Regions from separate parts of the Homo sapiens genome. Here all the other regions are linked to region 2. The links are chromatin contacts, found by Hi-C in ENCODE. All regions are on one chromosome and are shown on one strand. Each heading gives the region's core, a stretch centred on a gene start or an enhancer-like site at or near the end of the contact. The rest is flanking DNA. Distances are from core to core; before and after follow the strand shown.

Region 1 (2,700 bases), core at 36-2,535, 280 kb after region 2:
TGTATTTTTAGTAGAGACGGTGTTTCACCATTTTGGCCAGGCTGGTCTTGAACTCCTGATCTCGTGATCCACCTGCCTTGGCCTCCCAAAGTGCTGGGATTACAGGCGTGAGCCACTGTGCCCTGCCAAATTCTCGTGTTTTACAGATGTAGAAGAGATGAGTGGTCCAGAGAAGTACCCAAGGTCACACAGCAGCGCATGACAGCATTGTCTGTCTCTCCCCTGCTCCTCCTCCTCCTCCCCTAAGGTCCAGTGGCCTCTTTTCTCCAATGGCTGTGCCCGAGGGTCCTCTTTGCCCTTCCTGGCTGCCTGGGGGTGGGCACAGGTGTGGCTGCCCAGCAGCTCTGGGGGCCTCGGGAATGAGGCTGGCTTTGTTGCAGCCCCGGCAGCTGTGGCCATTTGGGTCGAGTTTCCATTAAGCCTTTTCCGAGCCTTGGGCAGGAGCAGGAGGCTCAGCGTTTAAAGGTCACCCGGCTTTTGAAGCTGCAGCGACATTAATAGCTTGGGAAGAAAACAAGCCTTTGCAGGGGCAGGAGGACAAGGCGTCTCTGTCAGGGCTGCCTGAAACACACACACACACACACACACACATACCCTGAGAGCCTCTGTCTCTTGCTCTCCTCTTCCCTTCCTTTCACCCCCTTTTGGGGCCTCTTCAGCTCTGAAGCCAAGAAGCTCAGGCAGATTTCCCTGCACCCCACCCGCTCTGAGGTGACAATTGGCCGAGAATGCAGCTGCCCCAGCCCAGCAGCCTCTGCCATTACACACTTGAGGTTTCCGCAGGACTCAACCATGGTTACACAAGCCTCCCAGGGTCATATGACCTCATTCTGGCCCCACTGGCTTTTGCAGCCTGGATTCCCAATGAGACAGAGTGAGCCTGGCCTGCGTGTCCTCATACGGGAAATGAGAGCGCTGGCAAGTGGCTTGTCTTGCATGCCAGTTCTAATCACTTGGTCGTGGCTTGCACAGAGGCGGTGTTGCAAAGGGTTCTGAGGTTGTGTGTGTTCTGTAGGACAGTAATACCTGGGTGGATTAGTGATGTCTGCCAAGGATGAGGGCTAGAAGGTGGTGGCACATGTGCCAAAGATTTCCTGCCTAGGATTAAATGATTTGACAACTCTGCGGGTCTTGGGTGCTAAGACCCCTGAGGCAACTGGGTGGTTCTTCTCCCTTTTAATCAGGCCAAGGGTGGGGGTGGGGCACATTCTTGGGTTCTGAGAGAAAAGCCACTCTGGCCCTTTCCCTGGGAGCTGCCAGGGCCTGAGCTCTGGGACACCACCTAGTGGCCTGGCTTGGCAGCGCCACTGGGCTGTGCCAGATCTTAGGCAAGAAGCAAATCCCTCTGCAGGCAGGCATCACGGCAGTCACAGATGGACGTAGGGTCTGCTCCTTGGTGATTTTCAGAGGAGGGAGCCTGGGGTGCACAGAGACAGAGCTGGTCTGAGGAGTCTTACCCTCCTTCCAGAAGAGTGGCCTCTGGGTGGGACACAGGAAGGTGCTGGCAATTGGGACCTGTGGCTTCCTGTTCTAACTCCCACCTTTCAGGGTTGGGCCCTGGTCCTCCTGGGGGGCAGAATGGAAGGTCAAGTCAGATCTAGGAGGGGGTTAGCCTCCTGCCCCCTGGTGCTGGCACTGGCTTGGAAAGGGGCAGCCTGCCATCAGCCTTGTGTCCACGTCACTGGGCTGCCTTGGCCTCAGACCCCTTGTCTGTGAAGTGAGATAATAACGCATTCCCTTATATATCTTCTAGGTTTGTTGTGAGGAGTAAATGAGTGTGTAGGGGAGAGAGGGCTTTGGAAACTGAAAAGGCCCCCTCCCATCATTGCTGTGAGCCGGAGGAGGAAGGAAAGGGAGGGAAATCCACAGTTACAGCACTCCTCCATCTTTCCTTCCCTTCTTTACTCATTCGCCTAATAAATGTCTATTGACCATGCCAGGCACTGATTCGGGCACTGGGGATACCACAGTGAGTATAGCAAAGCCCCTGCCTTCATGGAGCTTACATTCTAGTGGAGAAGATATCAGTGACAAATGTATAATATTCAAGGTGGTCTGTTTCATGAAGAAGACAGGGAAGCCTAAAGGGTTAGGAACACTGGGATGTTGGGGGGTGGACTTGCCACTCTGTTCCCCCTCAAGGTGATGGTTGAGTAGGGACCAGAAGGAAGGGAGCCATGCAGATATGTGGGAGCAGAACGTAGCAGTTGGTGGAAAAAGTAAGTTCAGAGGCCCCTGGGTGGGAGTGTGCTTGGCTCGTTGGTGGACTAGCAAGGATCCAGGTGGCCACAGAGAGTTAGGCTCTGTCTGTATGTGTGCGTGCACATATGACAGCGAGGTGACATGGGCAGGACCATGTGGGTTGGCCACGGTAAAGCTCTGGGTATTCTGGGGACATGGGAGCCATTGGGAGGCATGGAGCAGAGGAAGGGCATGACCCCTGTGATGAGGGGTCTCTAGGCCAACACGTGGGAGGCAGGGAGCTAGGGAGGGTATGGTAGCTGTGGAGGTGGTAAGGAGTGGCCAGATTCAGAAATCATTTGGAAGACGGGGAAGACAGGCTTCGCCATAGATTGGACATAGAGTATAAGAGAATGAGAGCACTCCAAGATGACTCCAAAGGTTTTGGCTGGAGCCAGGGAGAGTTGCCATTAACAAAGATGGAGAAGGCAGGGGAGAAGCAGGTTGGGGTCGGAGGGA
Region 2 (2,700 bases), core at 82-2,581:
GGTGTAGATCTCAGTGCTATATATTTGTTTTTGGTTCTGTGGAAGTCGGGGAGTGAATCCAATTTTCCTCTATGATGGCATTTCGGAATCAGAGGTCTAGAGATATTATAGGTCAATTGAAATCATCCAGTCTAAGGAGCAAAAAGAAGAATAAACGAAAATGAACATAGGCTCAGAAGCCTGTGAGACACCATCAAGGATACCAAGACACACACATAATGAGAATCCTGGAAGAAGAGGAGAGAAAGGCGCAGTAAAAATAGTTTAGGCAATAATGGTCACAACTCCAACATGGAGAAACCCCATCTCTACTGAAAATGCAAAACTTAGCTGGGTGTGGTGATGAGTGAACTCCGGCCTCGGCAGCAGAGTGAAACTTCGTCTCAAAAAAAGCACTCTCCAATAGCCAAAACCTGGAAACAACCCAAATAAACTTATTTTCACAGTGGAATATTCTACAGCAGAGCAAATGAATGAATTAGAGCCAAACATCAACATGTTATGTTAGAAACATAACATGGAGTGAAAAAAGCAAATCCCAGAATATTATGTACAGTACAATATCTTTATAAAACTCCAAAGTAGCAAAACAATATACTGTTTATGTAAAAAAAGTGATGAAACTATTTTATACAAGCAATGAAGTGATAAACATGAAATTCAACAGAGTGATTTCTTCTGGATAGGAATCAAGGTGAACACAATGGAGAGGACAATACAGGTGAAGGCAAGTTATTGGTAACTTCTGGTTCTTGAATCGAGTAGTGTATACATGAGCATTTATACATAATGACATAAGTTTCATAATGTGCATGCATTGCCCATGATCTTTTATTCAAAATTTGTATATTATATTAAAATGTAAATATAGAGAGAAAAAGCTTGAATACTCATAATAATTTCATATTTGAAAATAAAATACAATCATTTTTAAAAGCTTGGAAGATAACATATAGTTATATGATTTACTTGTTGTTTTATCACAAAATTTTTTTATTTGAATCTCATAACAAACATAGAATATTTTAGGGGCACATACTAATTTAAGCAAATTGGTGAGGGAGAAATCATGAGGCCAAGAAAAGCTGGGTGGCTTACTCGAAGTCATCAGTTTGGTCAATGATGGGTCAGGGCCTCTAATTTAGAGCTTAAGACTCCAAATTCTGTGCTGTTCCCAACAACCCAGACTCACACCAAAAGGAAATATTGGGAAGAGAGCTCAAAATACGGAAAATAGAAATGTTCGCACAGGGGAAATGCTGTCAACAGGAAACTGTCCACCAAGAAGGTGAAAAGGAAGGTGTGGTTTTCAGGGGCCATGTGAACAATTCTCATTGTTGCGAGTGTGTTAAAACTCTTTATCACAAACCTTAACCACCAAAGAGGATACTTTCTTTTTTCCTAAAACACGAAGTTGCTTAGTTTCAAAATTCATTCCCTGCTATGATGAACCTCAACACACTATGAAGAGAGCAAAGGTAGTAGCTCCCTCTCCACTTCACAAAGGGAAAACAAAGCCAAAGAGAAGAAACCTACCATTGTCACTCTCAAACCAGCCGGTGTCTCCCTAATCTTCTCACTGCTGCCTGCATGTCCTGGTTCCTCAGGGTATAGATCATGGGGTTGAGCATGGGGGTCATGACTGTGTGGCCGATGGACACAAGCTTGTCCATAGGGAATGGAGTGAAGGGCCGGGCATAGAGGTAAATGCTTGGAACGAAGATCATGGAAACCACGATGATGTGGGTGGTGCAGGTGGAAGCTGCCTTCCTTCTTGCCTCCCCTGGATGTGACCTCAGCATCACCAGGATGAATAAGTAGGACATCAGGAGGAGGAAGAACCAGACGACATCCAGCAGCCCACTGTTGGAGATCTTGAGGAACTCCAGCAGTGAGGTGTCAGTGCAGGCAAGTCTCAGTACTTGGGGAACATCACAGTAGAAGTTATCCAAAATGTTGGGGCCACAGAAGGGCAGTGGGAGCATCAGAGCCAGCTGGACAATAGAGTGGACAAAGCCTCCCACCCAGGTGGCTACCACCAGCCCCACCCAGAGCTGAGTGTTCATGACGGTGACATAGCGGAGGGGCCGGGAGATGGCAATGAGGCGGTCAAAGGCCATCACTGAGAGGAAGAAGACCATGGCACCTCCCAAAAAGTGGAAGAAGAAGATCTGACCCATGCAGCCCTGGTAAGAGATGGTTTTCTTCTCAGAGAGGAGGTCCACTAGCATTTTGGGAGCAGTGACTGAAGAGAAACAGAGGTCTAGGACAGCCAGGTTTCGGAGCAGAAAGTACATGGGTGTGTGGAGCTGGGAATCAGAGGTCACTGTGATGATGATAAGGATGTTTCCCATAACAGTGGTGATGTAGACAAACAGGAACATTAGAAACAGGAAACGCTGGAGCTCCCGAGTCTGCGAGAGCCCCAGGAAGACAAAGTCTGATACCCACGTGAGGTTCCCTGTTTCCATGGTGTTTTCTCCATACACCTGAAGAAAATGAACCACAGACACAGATACATGAAGTCACTACTTTCCCTTTCAGGGCTCAGGGGCTCAGAACCAAGGTTTTAGGCCCATATGATGAGCATCCTTATGTGTAGACCATTATACTAGGTGCTGTCTTGTCTCTGGATCGTTTACAAGTGGGTGCTGGAATATACATTCCTGAAATCTTAACGCCATCCAGAAGTATATACAA
Region 3 (2,700 bases), core at 23-2,522, 260 kb after region 2:
AGTGGTTCATGCCTGTAATCCTAGCACTTTGGGAGGCTGAGGCAGGAGTGCTTGAACCCAGGAGATGGAGATAAGTCTGGGCAACATAGTGAGACCAGTTTCTTTTCCTTTTTTTTTTTTTGAGATGGAGTCTTGTTCTTGTTGCCCAGGCTGGAGTGCAATGGCGTGATCTTGGCTCACTGCAACCTCCGCCTCTGGGATTCAAGCGATTCTCCTGCCTCAGCCTCCCAAGTAGTTGGGATTACAGGCACCTGCCACCACGCCCAGCTAATTTTTTTGTATTTTTAGTAGAGGCGGGGTTTTACCATGTTGGCCAGGCTGGTCTTGAACCCCTGACCTCAGGTAATCCACCCGCCTCGGCCTCCCAAAGTGCTGGGATTACAGGTGTGAGCCACTGTGCCCGGAGACACCCAGTTTCTACAAAAATTTGTTTTAATGTAAGCAGCTGGTCCTGGTATGAGCCTGTAGGCCTAGCTACTCTGGAGGCTGAGGTGGGAGGATCGCTTTTGAGCCCAGGAGGTTGAGGCTACGATGAGCTATGACCGCACCACTGCACTACATACAGCCTAGGTGACAGAGTGAGACCCTGTCTCTGAAAAAAGAAAGAAAGAAAAAGGCTCCCCGGAGATTCTGATGCACCCCTCTAGTTGAGAATCAGTGTGCCAGGTAGGCCTGTATACGTTTAGAATTTTCCTGCCAAGGCATTGATGGAGCTTCCCTGAGTGGTCTTTTTGCAGTTTATTTTTACACAGTGGCGTTATTATTGTTTGTTTTTTACTCTCCCTTTATTCTTCCAAACGGTGTCTTTATCATCTTTTTTTTTGGCTTTACTATTTTTTTTAAGTAGTAAATATTAGTAGATAGTGAAACTGAGGCACAAACAAGTAAAAAGTTGTCCAAGATCACAGAGAAACCAACATCTACCTTCCAGAATCTATGATCTCTTCAGCCTGCTCCAAATGTCTCACCTGGCAGAGGGCCTAAGTGTCCGGAACCCCAGATGTTTGAAGAAATGGGACAGGAGTCTGTTCCTCAGACATTTACCGCCTATTAATTAGGAGGTAGTGTCTTCTTGACTCCCTCCAGCGGGTCCCAGGCCTGCCTGCCCGAACATCTGTTCTCCTAACAATGTCTGCCCATAAATCCTGTCCCCGAGTCCAGGGTGGCTTAGCTGGGGAACAATGGAGCCTATGACCGGCAGCCAAATCCTCACCATGGTTACACGAGGGTGTGACTGCAACTGTGTGTGCTTGTTGGCAGGCACCAGCACCTGCAACTGGGGCCAAGGTTGTGTGTGTGTAGCGGTCTCCAGGGCCAGGGGTGGGGGCGTTGGGCTGCGGTTGGGAGGGATCCTCACAGAGCACCTTCTGTAGGCTTCTGCCATTCATGCTGTTGTAATTCTTGGCCTCTGTGAAGAAAAGAGGTTTTTATCTTGCGCATCCTGACATACAGTAGGTGCTCAGTAAGTGTTTTTTGACTGCCAGTGAATGAGCGAGTGAATAATTAGAAGTCTGTTTGTGAATGTCACTGGGGTGCCTGAGAATGAAACAGATTCAGTTCACCTGGGACATGAGGAATGCCTCCTGGTTAATGAGGAATCACTTAAGAAATGTCTGTCCCAGTCTGCCCTTAAGAGCTGATAGGGACGGGCACGGTGGCTCATGCCTGTAATCCCAGCAGTTTGGGAGGCAGAAGAGGGCGGATCACTTGAGATCAGGAGATCACTTGAGTCAGGCCTGGCCAACATGGTGAAATCCCATCTCTACTGAAAATACAAAAATTAGCCAGGTGTGGTGGCGCACGCCTGTAATCCCAGCTACTCGGGAGGTTGAGGCAGAAGAATTGCTTGAACCTGGGAGGCGGAGATTGCAGTGAGCTGAGATTGCACCACTGCACTCCAGCCTGGGTGACAGAGCAAGACCCCATCTCAAAAAAAGAAAAGAAAAAAGAAAAAAGAGAGCTGGTAGGATGAAGGAGAGCCAGCCACACAAGACAGCAGGTGATGAAGTGCTACACTGCCCCTGATTATGGCCGCTAAGTGATCTCCCCATCTACCAAACCACCCTTAAGAGGAACAGGTGCTCTGGAAGGGAAGAGAGAGATCAATATTGGCTGAAGTTCTCAGAGATTGCCTCATGGGACAGGGGAACTTGAGCGAGGTCTTGAAGGATGGACAGGGCTTAGTTAGGGAGACAGGTGTGGTCCCTGGACCAGTGGTGCCAGCATCGCCTAACAACTTGTTAGATAGCAGATTCTTGGACCTCACCCCAGACCCAGGGAATCAGGAACTCTGGGGGTGGAGGCCAGCAATGTGTGTTTAACCAGCCCTCCAGGTGACAGTGATGCTTGCTGAGCATGAGGACCGCTGATGCAGAGGGAGGGATGTGATCTTTACATAAGAGACTGAGGAGTTCGGAGGGGACCTGGCCTGCTCTTCCGTTGGTGGCATAGGGAGAAAATGGGAGGGAGACGGCAAGAGGAGCTTGAAGGCATCAGGGAAGCGGGCTTGGGAGGCTGAGGGTCTCAGCTGGATTGGTGGTGGCCATGGTAACAGAGCAAAGCCAGGGGGTACTGTGAAGGCCTGGTGACACACTGGGTCTCATGCCAGACTTTAAGGGCACTCTTCTTTGAAATGTTTTAAAGAAGACTTGTCACCTCATGATCACATTATGATATGCTAATTGTGGAAAAATATAAGAA

The links. A loop is a pair of places that touch in the nucleus more often than their neighbours do. Pooled maps may share reads with other maps.
Region 1: a loop to region 2 is called in a map of CD4-positive, alpha-beta memory T cell, with 14 times the contacts of the local background. The contact joins two enhancer-like sites. A Hi-C loop is called at or near these places in 4 of 168 maps with a recorded cell type or tissue (CD4-positive, alpha-beta T cell, CD4-positive, alpha-beta memory T cell, CD8-positive, alpha-beta T cell and 1 more) and 8 of 50 pooled maps.
Region 3: a map of CD8-positive, alpha-beta T cell shows a loop between it and region 2 (3-fold over the local background). The contact joins the promoter of CUEDC1-AS1 here to the enhancer-like site in region 2. A Hi-C loop is called at or near these places in 2 of 168 maps with a recorded cell type or tissue (CD8-positive, alpha-beta T cell and naive thymus-derived CD4-positive, alpha-beta T cell) and 4 of 50 pooled maps.

The regions. Positions count from the first base shown.
Region 1 is chr17:57,891,241-57,893,940 of GRCh38, reverse strand. The region is part of intron 1 of CUEDC1 (CUE domain containing 1); the gene reads left to right. Among named protein-coding and RNA genes, the nearest start is that of CUEDC1-AS1, 20 kb to the left of the region's middle. RefSeq lists enhancers at 922-971, 632-1,373. Within about 2 kb of position 1,285, at least 35 of the 41 ENCODE cell types and tissues checked have a DNase peak (open chromatin) inside an H3K27ac peak, as active enhancers do.
Region 2 is chr17:58,169,427-58,172,126 of GRCh38, reverse strand. OR4D2 (olfactory receptor family 4 subfamily D member 2) reads right to left here. Exons shown (of 2, transcript NM_001004707.4): 2 at 1,011-2,489. The coding sequence starts at 2,471. The coding sequence ends at 1,548. Among named protein-coding and RNA genes, the nearest start is that of OR4D2, 3.8 kb to the right of the region's middle. Within about 2 kb of position 1,331, at least 2 of the 41 ENCODE cell types and tissues checked have a DNase peak (open chromatin) inside an H3K27ac peak, as active enhancers do; they include CD8-positive, alpha-beta T cell, where a contact is called at or near this core.
Region 3 is chr17:57,910,750-57,913,449 of GRCh38, reverse strand. CUEDC1-AS1 (CUEDC1 antisense RNA 1) reads right to left here and starts at 1,272. Exons shown (of 2, transcript XR_001752948.2): 1 at 969-1,272. The region is part of intron 1 of CUEDC1 (CUE domain containing 1); the gene reads left to right.